Linked DNA regions of Homo sapiens: region 1 is linked to region 2. The links are chromatin loops, found by intact Hi-C in ENCODE. Cell type or tissue: heart right ventricle. All regions are shown on one strand. Each heading gives the region's core, and the rest is flanking DNA. Links, peaks and the distances in the headings are about the cores only.

The links. Peaks named below come from ENCODE experiments on the same cell type or tissue, not always from the same donor. Only the 100,000 strongest peaks of a DNase experiment are listed, where the experiment ranks them.
Region 1: a loop joins it to region 2, with 3 times the contacts of the local background. A loop is called at or near these places in 5 of 110 quality-filtered maps.

What each region holds. Positions count from the first base shown.
Region 1 is chr9:122,786,476-122,792,199 of GRCh38, reverse strand. It overlaps OR5C1 (olfactory receptor family 5 subfamily C member 1), which reads right to left and starts at 3,267. Exons shown (of 1, transcript NM_001001923.1): 1 at 2,305-3,267. The coding sequence starts at 3,267. The coding sequence ends at 2,305. In heart right ventricle, for the core only: no CTCF peak of the experiment used is centred there; a DNase peak (open chromatin) is centred at 3,099.
Region 2 is chr9:122,482,618-122,488,341 of GRCh38, reverse strand. It overlaps a transcript of OR1J2 not described here. Among named protein-coding and RNA genes, the nearest start is that of OR1J1, 7.6 kb to the right of the region's middle. In heart right ventricle, for the core only: no CTCF peak of the experiment used is centred there; no DNase peak of the experiment used is centred there; H3K27me3 peaks cover 758 bases.

The DNA of each region.
Region 1 (5,724 bases), core at 231-5,230, 300 kb before region 2:
AACTCCAATTTAATTGAGTAATACAAATGAAATCCAAACTCCAATCTTATTTAGTTTCCCATTCTAACACTAACCCTAAAATAATTCTAATATGTCTAACAAGATTTATCCAAACTCTTATTTATTTATTTATTTATTTATTTATTTATTTATTTTTTTTACGTGGAGTCTCGCTCTGTCACTCTGGCTGGAGTGCAGTGGCATGATTTTGGCTCACTGCAACCTCTGCCTCCTGGGTTCAAGTGATCCTCCTGCCTCAGCCTCCCGAGTGGCTGGGATTACAGGCATGCACCACCATGCCTGGCTAATTTTTTTCGTATTTTTAGTAGAGACAGAGTTTCACCATGTTGCTCAGTCTGGTCTTGAACTCCTGACCTCAGATGATCTGCCTGCCTCGGCCTCCCAAAGTGTTGGGATTACAGGCGTGAGCCACCGCACCTGGCCCAAACCCTTAAATTTATCCCAAATATACTACTAATAACAACGAGCCCAAATTATAAAATTTACATAATTGTAATTCAATCATAAATTTGCCTGATCATTTCTTAATTCTCCCTAACCCTAATCCTAACCTACCATAACTGAACCCCATCCTTAGCCATAGCCTGAGACCTAATCTTAACCCGATTCTAACTATTCAATCCTAATCCTTTCCTAGCCTCTATCATAAGCCTGAACTAGTCTAACCCTGGCCAAATTCAAATCCAGCTGTTGGGAGTTTAAAAGTGACTTGTGCATGTTCTAGCTATTAAGCCATTTTCCTGAGACGTGGAATACATGGGCCATAGGGGACAGATGTTTCCCTCTTCAGATTCCGTCCCATGCTTTGGTCTAAGTGGATCCTGAAGATGTTCTCCTGGGCTGAGGAGGGCAGGCGCAGACACACTGGCCATGAAGAAGCTTAAAAGGTCAAGAATCTAGGAACACTTGGAACTAACATAGCTCTCACTTGGTGCTTCTGGGGATTAGCCTCTTGTAAGTACAGGTGGCAAATAAGCCTGTATTCCTTTACCTGGTAACATCTAGGAACTTTTATATTACTACTATTTTGAGATAGGTCTTGCTCTGTTACCCAGGCTGGAGTGCAGTGGCACAATCACAGCTCAACGTCAGCCTCGACCTCCTGGGCTCAAGTGATTCTCCTGCTGCAGCCTCCCCAGTAGCTGGCACTACAGGCGTGAACCACCACGCCTGGCTAATTTATTATTATTATTATTATTATTTTGAGATGGAGTCTTGCTCTGTAGCCCAGGCTGGAGTGCAGTGGCGTGATCTCGGCTCACTGCAAGCTCTGCCTCCTGGGTTCACACCATTCTCCTGCCTCAGCCTCCTGAGTAGCTGGGACTACAGGTGTCTGCCACTGCGCCCAGCTAATTCTTTTTTTTTTTTTTTTGTATTTTTAGTAGAGACGGGGTTTCACCTTGTTAGCCAGGATGGTCTCGATCTCCTGACCTCGTGATCTGCCTGCCTTGGCCTCCCAAAGTGCTGAGATTACAGGTATTATTATTATTTTTAACTTTTAAGTTCAGAGGTAGTACATGTGCAGGATGTGCAGGTTTGTTACACAGGTAAATGTGTGTCGTGGAGGTTGGTTGCACAGATTATTTTATTACCCAGATATTAAGCCTAATATCCATTAGTTTTTTTTTTTTTTGCTTCTCTCTCTCGTCCTACCCTCCACCCTCCGATAAGCCCCAGTGTGTGTTGTTCCCCTCTATATGTCCGCATGTTCTCGTTGTTTAGCTCCCACTTATAAGTGAGAACTTGTGGTGTTTGGTTTTCTGATCCTGTGTTAGTTTGCTGAGGAAAATGGTCTCCAGAGCCATCCACGTCCCTGAAAAGGATATCATCTCTTTCTTTTTTGTGACTGCATAGTATGCCATCATGCCCAGCTTATTTTTAACAATTTTTTTTTTTTGTAGAGATGGTGGGGGGGTCTCCCTGTGTTGCCCAGGCTGGTCTTGAACTCCTGCCTTGGCCTCCCAAAGTGCTGGGGTTACAGGCATGAGCCACTGCACCCAGCTGAATATTGAAGAATGTTTTGAATGTTGAAGAACCTGAGGCAGTGCAACAGAAACATTAGCCTGGTCTAGCGTCTGGCTCTAGGTCTAGCCCTAGATGAACCCCAAATCTTTTTCTCCCTGCTATAAGCTTTCATTTCCCTCTTTACTGTCCCTTAAACAATGACATGAGACATCCAAGCCAGAGGAACATCCCATCTTTACCGACAGTGACGGGGCCAGAAAGAGGCCCCGACCTTCCTCATCCCCTCATAGTCAGACCTACCCAGCCTCCCTGGACCAATCACTGGGACCCCTGCCCTGGACAGTGGAATCGGCTCCAGGTCTGCCTGAGGGCCTCCTTGACCTCCTTATTGCGGAGGCTGTAGATGAGTGGGTTGAGAGACGGGATGACCAGGGTATAGAACACAGAGGCCATCTTGTCAGTGTCCAGGGCATAGCTGGAGCTGGGGCGCAGGTACATGAAAATGAGTGTCCCGTACATCATGGCCACGGCTGTGAGGTGGGAACCACCGGTGGAGGCTGCTCGCCGACTGCCCTCGACCGAGCGCATGTGGATCACAGCCCCAGCGATGAAGCCATAAGACACCGTGATAGCTAACACCGTGGCTGTCTGGATGAAGCCACAGATGGCGAAGAGAAGGAGTTCATTGAGACTGGTGTCACTGCACGAGATGGCCAGCAGTGGAGGGATATCGCAGAAGAAGCTATTGATCTTCCGGGAGCGGCAGAAGCTCAGGCGGAAGGTGAGGGTTGTGTGAACAAAGGCACTCACTGCCCCACCCAGGCCTGATGCTCCCAGCAAGGCCAGGCATAGACGCTGCGACATAGCTGTTGTATAGAGAAGTGGGTTTCTGATGGCCACGTAGCGGTCATAGGCCATGGCTGCCAGCAAGCAACACTCAGTATCAGCCAGACCTGCAAAGACAAACATCTGGAGGGCACAGGCTGTGTAAGGGATGGTGGCTCGGGGCAGCAGCAGGTCCACTAGCATCTTGGGGCCGATGGCGGAGGAATAGCAGGCATCCAGCAGGGAGAGGTTGGCCAGGAAGAAGTACATAGGTGTGTGGAGCCGGGCATCCATGCGGATCAGCAGCGCCATGCCCATGTTTCCCAGCAGGCTCACCAGGTAGACAGGCAGGCAGGTCAGGAAGAGGGCCACACGCAGGTCCCAGCGATTTGTGATGCCCAGGAGGACGAATTCAGCAGGGGCAACCGCGGCCCGGGTGAGGTTCTCTGAGTTCATCCTACTGGACAGAGACTGAGAAGAGGCAAAGCAGGAGGGAGATAAGAGCAATGGCAAGGCCATGGCCAGGGAGAAGAAAGCATCCTGTACTGGGAGTTAGGTAGGCTTGGGTTTCAGCTCACCTGTGCAACAAAATTGCTGTGACCTTGAGCAAGCCACGTAACCTCTCAAAACCTGTTTCTAACTCTTAGAAGTCATTGCAGAAGCCTTTTTTTGTTTTTGAGATGGAGTTTTGCTCTTGTTACCCAGGCTGGCGTGCAAAGGTGTGATCTCAGCTCACCACAACCTCCGCCTTCTGGGTTCAAGCGATTCTCCTGCCTCAGCCTCCCAAGTAGCTGGGATTATAGGCATGTGCCACCGTGCCTGGCTAATTTTATATTTTTAGTAGAGATGGAGTTTCTCCATGTTGGTCAGGCTGGTCTCGAACTCCCAACTTCAGGTGATCCGCCCACCTCAGCCTCCTGAAGTGCTGGGATTACAGGCATGAGCCACTGTACCCGGCCCGTCTTTTTTTCTTTTTTCTTTTCTTTTCTTTTCTTTTTTTTGAGATGGAGTCTTGTTTTGTTGCCCAGGCTGGCGTGCAGTGGTGCAATCTTGGGTCACTGCAACCTCCGCCTCCTGGGTTCAAGTGACTCTCCTACCTCAGCCTCCCGAGTAGCTGGGACTACAGGTGCCCGCCACCATGCCCGGCTAATTTTTGTATTTTTTAAGTAGAGGTAGGGTTTCACCATGTTGGTGGTCAGGCTGGTCTTCAACTCCTGATCTCAAGTCTGCCTGCCCCAGCTTCCCAAAGTGTTGGGATTACAGGTGTGAGCCACCACGCCCAGCCTTTTTTTTTTTTTTTTTAAAGAGACACAAGGTCTCACTATGTTGCCCAGGCTGAACTAAAATTCTTGGGCTTAAGTGATCCTCCTCCCACCTCAGCCTCCCAAGCAGCTGGGATTATAGGCATGCTCCACCACACCCACAGGGGTCTTGTCCCTCTTATTCACTTTTGTGTCTACAGCACTGAGAGCATTGCCTAGCACATAGCTGGTGCTCAAAAAAGATTTGTTAAATGAATGAATGGGATGATATTTAGTGTCCAGCCAATGATTGAAAACTTTGTGACTCTATATGCATTCTCCTCTCCAGTTTTCCAGGTAAGAAAAGAGACAGTGGAATGAGCAGAAATAATCTTCAGATCCAACGGGCACCTGGCCATGGCTTTTGAGGTTTGCTAGTAGGGACATCTTTCCTTTGGAGTAAGATCGGAGAAAGGAGTAGCCTGGTATCTTGCGAAAACAGTGGGGAGTAGAAAGAACAGAAAATGTGAATATATTCCTGAGCTGAATTCTTGGCCTCTCTGAGCCTCAATGTTCTCATCTGGATAATGGGGGAAAGCTGCAAGGATTCGATGAGATAATGCATGTAAAGCTTCTCACACAGGGCCTAGCACACGCAGGCATTTAACAAAGGCCCTGCGAATGGAAATAAATTGAACTGGATGCTCTGGCTCCAAACTGGAAGGAAGCAACTTTATGGCAATCAAAAGTAGTATAATTCCCAGAAAATGCAATGTTGCTTCACACTCCTGTGCCTTGCATTTGTCCTCTTTGCCTGGAACCCATTTCCTCCTTTTGTGTTTGGTAAAAAGTTTCTCCAGTGTGAAGCCTTCCCTGATCTGTCCCTTAAAACTAAACATTTTTCTTGTCTGTGGCCTGCTGCACTGGAGCATACAGTAGTTCCCCCTTATCTATGGGGAATACGTTCCAAGACCCCCTGTGGATGTGTGAAATCACAGATCGTACTGAACCCTATATATGTGATTTTTTTCCCTATACATTCATATCCATGATAAAGCTTAATTTATAAATTAGGCATAGTAAGGGATAACAACAACAATAATAACATAGAACAATTATAACAATGTACTATAATACAAGTTAGGTGAATATGGTCTCTCTCTCTGTCCCTCAAAATATCTTACTTTTATATATATATATATATATATATATTTTTTTTTTTTTTGTTTTGTTTTGTTTTGTTTTGTTTTGTTTTTGTTTTTTTTTTTTTTGAGATGGAGTCTCACTCTGTCACCCAGGCTGGAGTGCAGTGGTGTGATCTCGGCTCACTGCAACCTCCACCTCCTAGGTCCAAGTGATTCTCCTGCCTCAGCCTCCTGAGTGGCTGGGACTACAGGTGTGTGCTACCATGCCCAGCTAATTTTTTTGTATTTTTAGTAGAGATGGGGTTTCACCACATTGGCCAGGTTGGTCTCGAACTCCTGACCTCAGGTGATTCGTCTGTCTCGGCTTCCCAAAGTGTTGGGATTACAGGTGTGAGCCACTGCACCCAGCCTGTTTTTAATAGTTTCGGGTCACAGTTGACTGCAGGTAACTGAAACTGCAGAAAGCAAAACTGTGGGTAAAGGGGAACAACTGCTGTACCTCTCTCATGCTGCTTCACCATTCTATT
Region 2 (5,724 bases), core at 486-5,485:
CATGGCAAAACCCCATTTCTACTAAAAATACAAAAAATTAGCTGGACGTGGTGGCACACACCTGTAATTCCAGTTACTTGGGAGGCTGAGGCATGAGAATCACTTGAACCCAGGAGGCAGAGGTTGCAGTGAGCTGAGATCATGCCACTGCACTCCAGCCTGGGCAACAGAACTGTCTCAAAACAAAAATAAAACAAAAACAAAACAAACAAACAAAAAACCCAAAAGAATTATTTAAAATATAGAGCTCACTAATATAAGGGAGGCAACATGGAAGAAAGCCTAGAATGAAACCAGGCTTTAGGTTTGAAGTTAATGTGTTTATGTTTGAATACTCATTTAACCATTTACTTTTGAGACATTGTCAAACTCAATAAATGGGAAAAATACTATCTACATCAAATATTATTGTGATGCTTAAAAAATCTTATAGATGTGAAAGTTCTTTATAAATAAAAAAAATCTGTACATAATAAAAGTTCTTATTTATATTCCCATAGGAGTTGACTGTCCTTGGTGTCCGGCAAAGGCACATTTCAACTGGGAATATTAAGGGAAATACAGTAATTAGCCCCTAACTGTGTCTCACCACAGACTTCTGGCACCAGTCCCCTGGGTTCCCATCCAGGCAGGTAAAGGGAGATACTCTTGCTGTAGCCTTGTGGCTGGTGAAAAACAAAGAATGTGCCTCTTCTCCACTTCAGGGTTGAGCTCATGACTTTTCTCACTGTTCCAGCTCTAAGACTTTTGGAGAGAAAATGAATGATTGGTTCATACCAAGGAGCTGACAATATTTGAATTTATCACTGAACTAGGTAAGACCAATGCTTACAGACTCCATTAAGCAGTTTGTGTGTGTGTGTGTGTGTGTGTGTGTGTGTGTTAATCATCTCCTCCAAAATCTTGCAGATGAGTACACATGTGCCAGGTGGTTTATATAATTTTTGTATTACATCAAATAATTTAGGGTGGACATCATTATTATTATTCTCTGGTGTTTGTACTTTCCTCTTTAGGAAAATGTTCTCTCACAGTTTTGCTGAATATCTGGCCTGCATCCCAGCTATGAGCACATTCTTCAAGGTTTAAAAAATAATAATAATCTGCATTTTTATAAATAGTTATAAACATACCTACATGCAATTTCCTATTATGTCCTTTAAAAATTATATCATAAGCTTTTAATGAATTTATTTTATTGACTACATATTCTTTTCAATAATGTGTACCATAGTTGCCTTAACCTTTCCCTTACTGATGGAATATAGGTATCAACAACAACACTGGCCAGGGTCTTATTTGTTTTTTTCCTGGGACCCCGAGAAATTTACTTTCTGGGAAGCTGCCTTCGTAAATCCAGTAACTGATTTCCTGGTTTCTCTATTCTCTTCTGATCATCTGATTAAAGACTGAAGCAATACATCTATGCAAAGGCTTTTAAGAAATTACAGATTCCACCTCTTTAATGACAGGTGCATATCCAGATGTCTTTTCCATCAATGCTCTGCTGGAGGCAATACGACATGATGATTAGCAGCATGAGTTTGAAATCAGACAAACACAGGATTGAATGACCTCCCCATCATTTTCATGATGTAGAATTTTAGGCAAATTATTTATACTCTGTAAACCCTACTTTCCAATTGGTTAGATGAGAATAATGCCATTTTGTGATCCTGTTAGGCTGATATGATATAAATTGCATCACAGCAGCTGGCCTATATTATTATTCACACAATAAATATGTGATTAATGAATGATTGCTATTCTAATTTTTATTATCAGTATTACTGACATCACCATCATGGCACAAATCTTGAAACTATAGATTTTTATTCATCCTTAAACTCTCCAATTTACTTCATGAAATTCTTGAGTGCTCTCAGGCAGCAAATATTGTCCTATTTGAAGATATATTTAATAAGGGCTTTTAATAGAGTGGGAAGAATATAGTCTTTGAAGCCAGATGGACCTGCTATCAATTCCCAGGCTCACAATATACTAGTGCTATAATACTGGGCAAGTTTCATCACTGAATCCCAGTGTTCTCCTCTCCAAAGTGAGGATCAGAATGCCTACATTGGCTGGGCACAGCGGTTCATGCCTGTAATCCCAGCACTTTGGGAGGCCAAGGTGGGTGGATCACTTGATGTCAGGAGTTCAAGGCCAGCCTGGCAATATGGTGAAACCCCCTCTCAACTAAAAATACAAAAATTGGCCTGGCATGCTAGTGGGCACCTGTAATCCCAGCTACTCGGGAGGCTGAGACAGGAGAATTGCTTGAACCCGGGAGGCAGAGGTTGCAGTGAGTCGAGATGGTTCCACTGCACTGCACTCCAGCCTGAGTGACAGAGACTCCACCTCAAAAAAAAAAAAAAAAACTTATGTGGGAACAGGTGAATATTATTTGAAAATCACCTGGTACAAATTAAGCACTACATCAGATTTCTTAACAATTCAACTATTTCTACAGCCCAGCCTTACAGCAGTCATTGCAGCCAAACTGGAAAGATAGTAAATTTGTTCTCAGTGTCTGCAGCCTCTGCTTTCATTCTGCCTGTAATCTCCAACCTTGTCTCCTCACTTTGTCTGAGAAAGCCAGTGCATTTGTTCTGCCATCCAAACCTGGATCCCCAAATAAATTGCTCTCAGCCATTCTATCTGAGTTAGAGTGTTGGCCATAGGGCTCTCTCTCCCAGGAAAACTTAACTTGAAACCTAATCTCTAGTTGGAAACTTAAAGCCCTTTTTCTCTTGCTAAAAGAATTTCAGATATCAGCAAGCTATTGAGGGTGATGTCTTGGGTAGGGACAGGAAAGGCTCAATGTTGTTCTGAAAATCACATCACACTACATGTTCACTTAGAAAACAAAACTAACCCAGATAATCTGAAGAATGGTGAGAAACTTAGAGACATGGTTCTATCACTCATTTTCTACAATCTATGAAGATGTGGGGGTCAAGTTTGGGTCCAAAGTGCTGGAGTCTGTGCGGAAAGCCTTTAGCCTCTAAGACTAAGTAACAAACTAGCTTTCACGTGTTTCTGGGATTAATAGTAAAGCATTCATAAATATTCTAATTCTGCTGAAATTCTAATTCAATATTACATGGAGCCAGTTGTCTACTTTGCTGTAGTTACTGAAAGTTACCATTTGGCATGAATTTTCACCTACTAGATTAAGTTGGCTCATGTTTACACTCTTCCTGTCACTCGGTGGGGAAGAGGAACCAGGACTGGTAGGACATGGTTGCCTTTTGAATCCAGTTGAGAAAGTGATGGTGGGGCTTCTGCACACTGTTTTTTGTGTTTTTGAAACATGGTCTCACTCTGTCACCCAGGCTGGAGTGCAGTGGCAGAATCTCAACTCACAGCCTCGACCTCCCGAGCTCAAGCGACCCTCCCACCTCAGCCTCCTGAGTAGCTGGGACCACAGGCGCATACCACCATTCCTGGCTAATTTTTTGTATTTTTGGTAGACACAGGGTCTCACCATGTTGTCCAGGCTGGTCTCAAACTACTGAGCTCAAGCAATCCACTCTCCTCAGCCTCCCAAAGTGTTAGGATTACAGGTGTGAGCCAACGCACCTAGTCCTACACTCTGTCTTCTTGTCCTACTTTTTTTTTCTTTTTCTCTTGTTGGATAGCTCATGACTAAGTAGGAATGAACAGCAGAAATTTTTGCCCCTTCTTTAAATGGGAGAGAATTTTCAGAGCATGGATTCTGTGCTTCATAATAGTGTCTTTATGTTAAGAACCTCTTTAGATTTGACTACCTGGCCTAAGAGGAGATTTGTTCTTTACCATAGGCCAATAGGATAATCTGCCCATTGGCTGTGTAGACTGGCCAAAGTAGTTCCATTAAATTTAATAGTAAAAATTATTCGCCAGGCGCAGTGGCTCACACCTGCAATCCCAGCACTTTGGGAGGCCGAGGCAGGCAGGTCACAAGGTCAAGAGATCGAGACCATCCTGGCCAACATGGTGAAACTCCGTCTCTACTAAAAATACAAAAATTAGCTCGGCATGGTGGTGCGTGCCTATTGTCCCAGCTACTTGGGAGGCTGAGGCAGGAGAATCTCTTGAACCCAGGAGGTGGAGGTTGCAGTGAGCCGAGATCGCACCACCGCACTCCAGCCTGGCGACAGAGCGAGACTTTGTCTCAAAAAAACAAACAAAAAACCCCCAAAAATAGTAAAAATTATTGTAACTGCTGGTGGGAAAACATAGAAATAAGAGAACCTTGGAAATTGATGGAGAAAAACAGAGGAAGGCACAATGGGCTCCTAATATTGATTACTTCATGAAGCCATGCTTTTTAAGATATATATATTACTGATATATACAGTGCATTCACCAAACTAATAACTCTTATTATAAATTGGGTTTACCTGAGACAAATTTTTCCTGTCTGACCTTTCTGCTAATGAACAAACCTAATTCTCTACACTCTACCTCACCCTTTTCAACTAATAACATTTTTTAGAGAATGTGACCTTAGAAGCATTTATTTTTTATTTAGAGAAATACCTTAATTACTTAGTTCAAAAATAAAGAGAAGTAAAACATATGACCTAATGTACTTATCATTCAGATTTAACAAACATCGACATGTTGTCACATTTGTTTCTGACCTTTAAAACAAACAACACAGAATGTTATCAGCACAGCCAAAGGTGCATCCCACATATCCCCTTTGCTTTCTCCTTTTCTAGGGTTAACCACTACAAAGAAATTTTTAATACCTTTTTAAATACTTTTTATACTTGTTTTTGTGCTTTTACTGCATATATGTGCCCATAAATAATATATAGTGTTGTTCCACGTTTTAATTGATATATTACACGAGCATAGTTTGCATGTTAACCCTAAATTAATTTTTAAATATCTATCTATGTAGACACATATGGCATACAGTTTATTCCTTTTTTATTGCAGGATAGAATTACATAAATAAATTAACTTCTGTTTATCTAGTTATTGGCTATTGAACAATTAATTGTTTCAGTTCTTCATTATTACAAAGCTCTAAATAATAATGTGGCCTTTTTCCTTCTGGAGAATTGTGAGCAATTTTTTACAGCATCTATGGAGAAATACATCAAGAGAAGTAAATCTTCAATTTTATGAGAAATATTTAACAGATAAGCCAATTTAAACTGTTCAAATAGATGAACGATTTAAATCGATGAACCTTTTTATTTATGCTTAATTGACACAATAATTGTATATACTTATGGGGTACAGTGTGATGTTTTGATACATATATACATTGTATAATAAGTTGTATATCCATCACCTCATTCATTTATCATTTCTTAGTGAAGAAAACATTCAAAATCCTCTCTTCTAGCTCTTTTGAAATATACAATGTTGTTAACAATATTTACCCTACTGTACAATAGAGCATGACAACTTATTTCTCTTATCTAACTGTAACTTTGTAGCTGTTGACCAATTTCTTCCCATCTCTCATCCTGCTCACCCTCCCAGGCTCTGGTAACCACTATTCTACTCTCTGCTTTTTTGAGATCAACTTATTTAGATTCCACATATGAGTGAGATCATGCAGTAGTTGTTTTTCTGTGCCAGAACTTATTTCACTTAACGTAATGTCCTCCAGGTTCATCCATGTTGCCACACTGACAGGATTATATTCCTTTTTATGGCTTAATAGTATTCCATTGTGTATATATACATTTTCTTTATCCATTTATCCACTGATGG